Regions from separate parts of the Mus musculus genome. Here region 2 is linked to region 1. A link is a contact called in ENCODE Hi-C or POLR2A ChIA-PET data. All regions are on one chromosome and are shown on one strand. The core of a region is the stretch at or near the end of the contact, and the rest is flanking DNA. Distances in the headings are between cores, read along the strand shown. Region 1 holds the start of 4931406H21Rik (RIKEN cDNA 4931406H21 gene). Region 2 overlaps Zmiz1 (zinc finger, MIZ-type containing 1).

The links. A loop is a pair of places that touch in the nucleus more often than their neighbours do. ChIA-PET counts read pairs that join two places held with the same protein, here RNA polymerase II (POLR2A).
Region 2: a loop to region 1 is called in a map of T-helper 1 cell, with 2.5 times the contacts of the local background. The contact joins the enhancer-like site here to the promoter of 4931406H21Rik in region 1. A Hi-C loop is called at or near these places in 1 of 37 maps with a recorded cell type or tissue (T-helper 1 cell). POLR2A ChIA-PET finds 5 or more read pairs at or near these places in 1 of 5 experiments (Patski).

The regions. Positions count from the first base shown.
Region 1 is chr14:25,584,590-25,589,589 of GRCm38, reverse strand. 4931406H21Rik (RIKEN cDNA 4931406H21 gene) reads right to left here and starts at 2,786. Exons shown (of 1, transcript NR_033492.1): 1 at 1-2,786. The region is part of intron 6 of Zmiz1 (zinc finger, MIZ-type containing 1); the gene reads right to left. It overlaps Gm32497 (a long non-coding RNA gene), which reads left to right. Exons shown (of 4, transcript XR_003951081.1): 4 at 1-5,000. RefSeq lists an enhancer at 1,134-4,428.
Region 2 is chr14:25,527,787-25,532,786 of GRCm38, reverse strand. All of the region lies in intron 2 of Zmiz1 (zinc finger, MIZ-type containing 1), which reads right to left. Among named protein-coding and RNA genes, the nearest start is that of Mir3075, 4.2 kb to the left of the region's middle. Within about 2 kb of position 2,253, at least 1 of the 3 ENCODE cell types and tissues checked has a DNase peak (open chromatin) inside an H3K27ac peak, as active enhancers do.

The DNA of each region.
Region 1 (5,000 bases), core at 1,537-4,036:
CAGACAGCCCTCAAGTAAGGATGGAGAAGGGACTAAGCGATGGTGACTAAGTACTTCTTCTGTGGCTCCTCACTGGTGAGAGTGAGGGGGTGAGTAACAGAGCCGCAGGCAGGCTGAGCCCCAGGAGCCCATGGCACATACCATGCCTAACAGCCACACTTCGCTGCGGTCTCTCCCTCTCACCCATGCTCCTACTTCTCTACAGTTTAGCTGGAGCCTTGACCTCCCCCACCACACACATCCTGGATCCCTTCCCCTCTACTCGCAGGCGCCAGTGCCTGGACTTCTATGCAGAAAGCTCAAGCCCTGCATCATCTGGTAGGGTCACAGCTGCAGATGTAGACACCTCCTACCGTGGGTGGATGCCCTCATCCCCTCCCTATCCCCTTCAGCCTCTTGGTTTGGATGGGCTTAGAAAGTAGACACCTGGCTGAGCCCCAGGCAGCCCTGGCCTTGCACAAGTCTCTCTCGTAGGGCGGGGAGAGATGAGCTAATTCTGTGAGAGGCAGGAAGAATGGCCTTCTGACAAGAAGAGGCCTGTCCCCTCTGGCTCTTGGGGCACTATTGCAAGCTGCCTGTATAGAGAAACAGCTGAGCCGCCTAGGAGTTGCTTCTGTTCTGAACACCCCTAACAACTCCAATGAGCTCCGAAGGAATAGAGGGAAGGGTGGGAACACACCCACCTCCTTTGTAGTTGATAGATCTTGTAAGTCAATATTTTGGGACAGTGCTTATTTTCTGTGCCTAGTGTACTCAAGGGCAGCTTCTGTACCTGACAACTCTAAAACTAACTAACTAACTAACTAACTAACTAACTAACTAACTCTCTCTCTCTTTCACACACACGCATACACACACACTTACATGCTTTCTCCCTGTCTCTGCTACCTCTGTCTCTGTCTCTCTCTCTCACTCTCTCACACACACATTCCTAAATAAATAAAAACAATCTGCTCAGTCTATATAGTGCTACTTATACAGATGTTTTGAGGGCTGACCACTTAGTGTTGGACGGCCATTCGGTATGCTCTTCCTTGGTAAGCTGGTTGGTGTTTTTAAAAGGTTAACCTGACGACATCCCAGGCATTCCCACATGGCCCTTGTTTTTAGTGGCCACTGTGGCCATGGAGAAACTCAGCCCTTTCCCTGAGTGCAATGCTCTTCCCACATCTGCCTGCTTTCTAACACAGCTCTGCCTCTTCTCCAAAGTGAGGTTTTAATACCCTGGGGATCATCCAACTGCCCTCCCCCCAGTTCCTTAGCCTGGGAATGCTGGGCCCACAAGTTTCCTCCCACTGGTCCTCTTTGTTGAAGAGCAGAGCAAGGTTACAGGAGCCCATGGCACAGCCCTCAGCGAGATGGGAGTTGGGGGAACCAGGGTCATTGCCCCAGTCTTCCTGGGTCACTCAGGAGGAGGGATAGCTTCCTGGGGCCCAAACTGGACTCGCTTTCAAGCAAATTCTGTCACTAGCACTGAGAACTATAGGGCTGGAGTCTGTCTGTCCCTCTCAGAGCCTCGATTTCCTCCTCTGTAAATGGGTGTGCTAACAACAGAGCCCCAGTGACCTCTCCCATGGCACAGAGAACACAGGTTTTGGCCACAACACATATCTGATGGTTAGTCAGTTCCCACAGGCTGGCAGTAAAATCCAGAGCCATTTCCATGGGATCTGGCCTGGGAGGGGCGAAGGCCCGGCAGAAGGAAGGAAGCCAAGCCCTCCCCCACAGCCCAGCTCTGCAGAGTTCACATGGGGGTGGGGGTGGGGATGGTGTCCAGGAGGAAGTCTGTCCCTGGCCTTGAGAAGGTGCCCCAGCCTGCCAGGCAGGCTGGTGTTTCAAGGACAAGGCCTTGCCTTCCTGCTATCTCTGGGGGAACTGGCAGCCACTAACAAATCCCCTGCAATCTGCACCCACCAATCCTGCCTGCTCGCTGGGCAGCCAAGAGCCGTTTTTCACGGGGAGCTGCACACAGCTTTGTCTTAGAGAGACAGCTCTGGCGGGTGCCCCTGAATGGGGCTATTTGTCCTCCATGCTGAAGGGAAGGCAGCTGAATGCTCTGTTGGGGTGGGCAGAGGCAGAGAGGGTGGAGAAAGGCTATGGGGGAGGGTGAAGGTAGAGATAGCAGCCACGACACTATGAGAGACCAGAAGTGCTGTCCACCACGGAGGTGTCTCAGAGTCACCATGCAGCTCGGTGAGTGCAAAAAAAAATCTTGTTTCCACAGCAATGGGACACTGGTATATGACCGGCCTTCCCTGGTGTAAAGAGCCCTGGCTGGTAGAAGTTGAAATGACCTGACTGGTTTTGGGTGCCTTTGTCCCATCCCAGCCCCACGACAAATTAACTACGGGGCTGCCACACTAGTGCCGTAGAAGGCCCCATTCCAGCCCCTATCCCTGAACTGAGAGCTCTAGAGTGAGACCCAGTATCTCTTAAGAGCCTCTTCCACAGATCACAGGCAGAGAGAGGCAAGGCATGTCTCAGTGTCTCCACTAAGACCAGCTGACATCTGACAGGCACATGACTCATTAGGGAAACAGAGCAGGCATGCATCTGGGGACTTAAAGCCAGCAAGCGACATTATTTCCACTCCCGTTCTGGGACCTGGGCTGCTGTACTGGAAGGTGTGCTTAGAACAGAGGTCAGAGGTCAGAGAACCCAGTAGACTTTACCCATCTTGGGGATGCAGACCCAAGGTTTCCATTCAAAGGATGCAGAACATCTGCGTGATGGTGCTACTCCACGAAGAGCAAGTAAGTGCACATAACTAACAGGCATGTCCTAAAACCACACAGCAGTCCCACGTCCACAGCCAGCTCTGGGCAGCCTGGCTGTGTTAAGATTGGCAAACACCCTCTGCCTGTCCCCACTTGAATCATTCCTCTGCCTCCTGTGGTCCCTTCTCCAAAAGCTTGCTGGTGCCTGTCAGGATGGCCTGGGTATTCTTGATGCCTCCCACAGTAGCTGGGTGCCTATTCTACCAATAGTCCCTTTAAACCACCCAAGCATCCAAGCATTGGCTATGCCAGGGAGAAAAAAGAAGACAAAAAAAAAAAAAAAAGCAGCTGGCACCCCCACCTGTGCCCCAGCCCCATTATGGATAGCTTGGGGCGCATCTTCCTTTCCTTTGGTCCCTGGGCTGCTTACCTTCTGGGCTCTGACATTCTCTATTCTGCTATTTCAACATGTGCTGGCTGCTCAGAGGGTCAGCTGAGGCTACATAGATCTATTCAAGCATAGACACCAGCGGAGGCATGCAGGCAACTCTTGGGGACCCTCGGACATGGCGACTGCCTGGTTTCTCGCTCCCATGTAGGCTGAACAGAAGGCTGAACCACTGAGTGAGCGCCCAAGAGGCTGACATTACAGTACAGCCTGCCAAGTTACTCTGGGCTGGCATGCGGTGGTGGAGGGGGCTGATGGGCATTGCTACAGCCTTGGAGGAGAGCCTGGGATGTGTCAGGTGCTGGGGGCTGGGCAGGTGACCTTCTATCTAGGAAGGGGTGGGGGGTGTGGGAGGGTGCAGCCGGCCCCTCAGGAGCCTCAAGATGAGGATGCAAGTGCATGTGCGCATGCGTGCTCCTGCTCCCGTGCGCGCAGAGGCTAAAGGCTGCAGCAGAACAAAGAGTTGGGGGCTGGGCATCAGAGGGCCCCACGTGGAGGCGGCTGCCTGGGCGGCTTGCTGTAGTGTCTGGGCTGTGCTCAGCTCTGCATTCCGTCTCTGTCTCTCTCATTTTCGTGCCATACAGTGCTGCCCCCAGGCCTGAGCCTGCTCACCGTCACCACCCTGCTCACTGCCACAACCACGCACACAGCCCAACTCTTTGGTAGCATTCTTGACAAAGCATCTCCCCTCACAACATGATCTCATTGCAGGGCCTTCTCAGGCCCCAGCCTGGCCTCCTGACAGGCGAGACAGAAGGCAGAAGGGTGGGAGAGGCGCCCATAGATGCAGCTAGTTGCGCGTGCACACACTGCTCAGCCATTCCGTAACAGTCATACACCACCCCCAGAACCCACACACATCTGTGAACACCTATAGGTCTCTGTGCACTGAAACCCCTCCACCATCACAGGACTCCTCAGGTACATGTGTTCATACTCAACAGTCAGACATACCAGGCATGAGCATACACGAGTATGCAAACAGACAGACAGACATGTGCATGTGCATGACATACAGCCACACACACAGAGATGCAGACCTTGTACACACATACCCATACAGTCAGACATACCAGGCATGAACATATATGATCATGCAAACACACATATATACATACATATACACATTACATACATATGTACATAAATACACACATAATACAATGTACACATGCATGACATACAGCCACACACAGACCATGTACATACCCACACAGCCAGAAATACCAGGCATGAATACACAGGGAGATGGCCTTGAACACACTTATAGCACTCCACACTCACAATGCACACATGCACGATACTTATAGCACTCGACACTCACAATGCACACAGGCACGATCCACAGCCACGAGACGCACATACTTCACATAAAGACACACATGCATGCACAGCCATACACATGTAGAGCCACATGTACCCAGTGTGGGGTTAAAGTCTGAGAGCAAGGAAACTCGGAAAGTCACAGAAAGTCAAGGAAGATAGATATGGCCAAGAATAATGAGGAAGGGACAGTCAGCAGAGGCCCTCAGGGAGGAAGGACAGCAACACTGCACAGGCAACTAGACAAAGTGGAGCCTAGGCAAATGGGGCAGACGGGGGGGGGGGGGGGGAGCAGCTGGGGTGCCATAGTCTCTGAGCACAGAGTGCCAGGACCAAGGCCTCTTGGGAGACTTAGGAAAGCCATGTGCACCAGAAGGGCAGGTTACATCTGGTCATGGACCCACTTATCCACAGAGCTAAGGGGGAGTGATGTGCATTTTGGGCGGAAAGGAGGGGTCAGGAGATGTGTTGCAGACAGACACACGGAGAACGACGGCTGGAAAGTGGCATGT
Region 2 (5,000 bases), core at 1,004-3,503, 56 kb after region 1:
ACAACTCTGTGAGCTCCCTCAGCCTGTGGCACGGTCCTGGGTACCATAATGGGAAGGTACCATTAGGCAGACCTGAAGTTGCACATCCCAAGGTCTTTGGCCAAAGGCAGCAGAATTTTGAGGTTCCCACCTCACCCTGTACCTTCAGCATTTCTGTCACTGTCCCATGGACCCTGTCTGGCCACCTTCACTCCCTGAAAGACCACCTGCATAAGCTGCCTTCACAGAGGTGTCCCTCCCTGCCAGAGACTTTTCTAGAGCTTCCAGAACATCTAGAACACCCGATGTTTCTTTCTCTTTGCATAATTAGAGCTAGGCAGCTATCTATATTTTGGGCTATGAAGGCCACAAGGAAGGACTTGGCTGTCCTCATTCCAGGCAGGGTGGAGTTGTAGCATGCTTGGGGACTACTCAGCATTTCAGATCAGATTTTGCGGTACCTCACCCGGCCTCCAGAAGCAGGTGACAAACAGGTGGGCTGATGGCTCACGGATAGGGGTGCCTAGGAGTAATCATTAGGAGGCCTTTGGTCTAAGAACTGCTCACAGATTCTTAAGCAGCCCAGGGAAGCCTGCTGTAGAGCCCTGCCCTGCTCTGCCCTGCCCCGCATCAAAGCAGGGCCAGGTCCGCTGACCAGGGAGCCAGAGAGGGGGCAGGAGCGGTGGGCAGGTGACAAGTGCAGACCAGGGCAGCACCAGGGAATGTTGCAAGCTGTGCCTGAGACATGTACACGGCAGGACCCACCCACAGGAGAGACATGCTATGGAACTCGGGTTCGTGCCCTGGGGCCATCAGGAACCCAAAGATGTGGTACTAGAGGAGGTCACTGAGCTGTCAACACACTACTAAGCATTGTCAGCCACTCGATTTCTCCCTTGGAAATTTCCTTCTTTTCTTTAACAAATGACTGGGGATGGCACGTACAGGAGAGGCAAACCGGAAGCCAAGGAAGGCAAGAAAGAGCTGAAAGCTGGCATTCGGCAGCTTCTCTGCCTGACGGGGTGCTCCTGCTTCCATTTTGAGCAGATATGGGAAGGCAGGTGGGTGGATGCTTCCAGGGTATTAGAACAGGTAGATAGGTGTGTGTGTGTGCTCGTGTGTGTGTGTGTGTGTGTGTGTGTGTGTGCTCGTGGTGTGTTCATCTGTCTGTCCATCCATCATCCACATGGGCCTGGGATTACACTAGGGCTTGGAGGCACACCACCTTGGCCTTAGGCTGCGTCTGTCAGTACAGGGTACCTCCTGGGACAGAGGGTCAGGGCTGAGGTTGTAGCCTCAGGGTATCCGGGGAAGGGGCAGCTATATGCATGAGACAGAGGCTCAGACTAATTCCATCCCTGCAACCCTGCCTTGCTGTGGTTTGAGTGACCCACCACCATCTTGTAGAGAACCTTCCTGGCCAGAAATTCCCTGCTCACCGTGAATATTGTTCCCAGGCCCAAGGGGGACCATTCTGCCCATTTACCTCTTTCTCAGAATATGTTCTGACCATGGGGCACACATATGGCTTACTGATCTTTGCCCACACTACCCTAGCTTCTGAATGTGGGGCTTGTCCAGAGAAAGGAAAGTCCTACCCAAGAGTAGGACAGACAGAGTAAATGAGAACCCTCAAGTTAGAGCTTGGGCCCAGGGTGAGGATTGATTTCCCTTTCCTGCCTTCTGCACCAGATCCCACCAAGAGCAAGAAGAGGGATGAAAGCCTCACCCGAAAGCCCCCAAGTGACACGGCCGACTCCCCTAAGCAGAAGAGACCCATGGCTCCAGTAGGTGGCTCCCCATACTGGGGGGAAGGGACAGGCCTGCCTCTCTCCAGTCCATCAAAGAATCACTTTTCCTTTGACCTGGCTCAGAACGCATGACAGCATCAAGTGACTAGACGGGGATTTCATCTCTGCCACTTCCTGAGCTATGTGATGCTGGGCAAGGAACCTCTTGGGGATTGCTTTCTCATCCATAAGAGGGTGGACCTTGAGAGCCTTCCTGGGCTGTAGCAGGGCATCATGGAATTCTGCCGCACGCAATGCTAAGAGATGCTTAGCGTGACATTTACTAAAGCTGTAATGGGTCCTGTTCAGTAGAAGGCCCCAGACACTAATCCCAGAACTAGAGGTCCAGGCCCTTCCACGGCTGCCCCAGGAGCATGTGCAGAATGTCTGTGTCAGGCTTGCTTGCTCCTGGAAGAAGGGCCACTTCCCTTTCCACTGTATCACCCACAGGCTCTAGGCAACCTCCACACACACACTGGGCAGGAGTTCCCTTTTGTGCAGGCCACTGCGATATACCTCAAGGATGCCACAGCTAGTTCTCCTTTCTAAGGGGCCGTGGTCTTGTTCAGAAGGGAACCTGGCCCAGGGTGGCCAAAATATGGGTCTTGGAACCAATGCAGGAACGTTTCACTTTCAATGCTATGGACCATAAAATAAATTTTTTATCTCTTGGCTTTGCTTGCCATCACTCTTCCCCACTGCTGACCTGGGGCTGCTCAGGAGCGGCACCTCCCCCTACCTCTGGGACCTTCAACATGCAGCATTTACCACCTGGTAGAAGCTCAGAGATCAGTGCCTTGGTCTGAACCTGCCATCTTACCCAGGAACACAGATGTATGGGGGAGGCCCAAGACCAGAGGCCGAGTCAGAATTGCAGAATTGTTCATTCTCTCTCTCTCTCTCTCTCTCTCTCTCTCTCTCTCTCTCTCTCTCGTGTGTGTATGTGTGTGTGTATTTGTGTGTGTGTGTGTGTATTTGTGTGTGTGTGTATTTGTGTGTGTGTGTGTGTATTTGTGTGTGTGTGTGTGTGTGTGTATTTGTGTGTGTGTGTGTGTGTGTGTGTGTATTTGTGTGTGTGTGTATTTGTGTGTGTGTGTAGCAGGGTAGGGAGCAACTAAAGAGCCAGAGAGTCAGTCTTGACCCACAAATAAACAGCTGGTCGTTCTTCAGTTCCTCATCTGGAGCCATCGATGGATTAAGGCCTGGATGAGTTGACTTCAAATGCACAAGAGGTACAAGAAGTAGGAGAAGCTCCAGCACTGGGCACTGTGTGTTCTCTATGACTTCCATGGCCACCCCCAAGCAGTCACATTCCCTACCAAGCAGGCATCCCTTAAGGACGCTGGCCACATGTGCCTAGAAGTAGCATCTGGAGCCCAGGTTTATAAACTCCAGACAAATGAAAGCCCCGTTTTTTTTAAAAAAGATTTATTTATTATTATATCGAAGTACACTGTAGCTGTCTTCAGATGCACCAGAAGAGGGCGTCAGATGTCATTACGGATGGTTGTGAGCCACCATGTGGTTGCTGGGATTTGAACTCAGGACCTTCGGAAAAGCAGTCGGTGCTCTTAACCACTGAGCCATCTCTCCAGCCCAAAAGCCCTGTTCTTGTTAAGGCCCTAATGTCACCCAGGCCTGGAGAGAATCCTGCCTCTCCTGTGGCCTCAGTCTGTATGGCCCTGAGCCTCAGTTTCCTCTGTGGTGTGACAAGGGGAGGGAAGGTATTACTGGAGTCCAGCCTTCTCTCCAGGGGTGGCCCATGAGTTTGTCAGAGGCAGCTGAAGGACTAAAGAAGAAAGGGTCTTTGCGCTTCACCCCACAGTTTGTCTCTAGGCACGTCACCAACTCAGCTTTCCCCACCCACACCTTGTTTGGTCAGTGCTGGAGTTTGTGTCCAGCCTTTCCCTTTCATCTTTTCCTAACCTGGTCCAGCTGCCTGCCATCCCCTGAAGTTTCCAGCTGGGAAGAGGGACGATGTTTACTCAGTGCCCAGGTGGCTGGACAAACTCTAGGAGGAGACTAACCCTCAGCAGGGAGCTGGGCAGAGAAGGGCAGTCCTGATCTGCTTCCCTGTGCATGGCCAGAGACTAGCTAGGCCTGCCTTCCTGGGCGCCCTAGGCCCAGCCCTGGAAGGTGCCAGCGTAGTTCAGCCTCTGCATCTTCCTGCACCAATTACGGATGTGATATCAGCTCATCCATCCCTGGGCCAGGGCACACCCATTACAGGTTGTCTCCCTGTCCTGGAGGGTCCTGTGATCGTTAGGAGCATGCCAGCCAGGCCTTCTTGTAGGCGTAAGCTGCCCTTCTCTACAGAAGCTGGGATCACCACCCCTCCCCGGCCCCACCACGTTCTTTCAGGGGGAGGCTCTCATCCTAGCAATCTGAAGACAGTGTCGGGGTGAGAAGCGCACCCTCACCTGCCCATTCATCCTTAGGACTGACAGAACACACACCCTGGGGGCTTGGAAGGCACGAGGATATTGCTTGAGGTGGGTAGTCTTTTCATGATGCTCTAGCACCTGATACTAGTCTTGCAGACACCCCAATTTTACGGTTTGAATATGTCCCCACTGTCTATGTGTTCATGGCTTGGAAGTGGGGCCCTCATGATGGCATTAGTGGTGTCACAGAAGAGCTCAGTCTGGCAATGGAGCACCCTCTACCTCATTGGGAAGCCCTCAGCAGATGCTAACACTATGTACTAGGACTCCTCAGCCTCCAGAAATATGGGTCAAAGAAACTCCTATTCCTTCTAAACTATCTGGTCTCAAGTAGTTTGTTATAGCAACAGAGACAGAGCAAAGCAAGGACTTAGCTGGATACAAAGAAGCAGCACTGGCTTCAGTGTTACAGGCCATGTTTGGATTAGAGACAGTGGGCTGACACATGGTGCTTACTGCCCCACTCCAGGCCTAGTCTAAAGATACTGTTTATACATATGCACCCACTGTAAACAAACTTATACCCCCACACTCAAAGCAATTCCATGAGGTGGGGACTGGCGTCCTCACTGCACAAATGAGGCAATATGGGCTCAGATACTGGAGGCCACTTGCTTAGGGTCAGAAAGTGACAGTATTGGACTCAGTACTAGATTTAGGCACTGTGAACTGAGTCCACAGGACTGTCATCCCAGGGCTCTTGGGGAGAGTAGAGAGGACAGCCACCAGAGGCTACCCCAACCATAAGTGGGCAGCCTGCTGCCCAAGGGTCTGCCTTTATTCATCT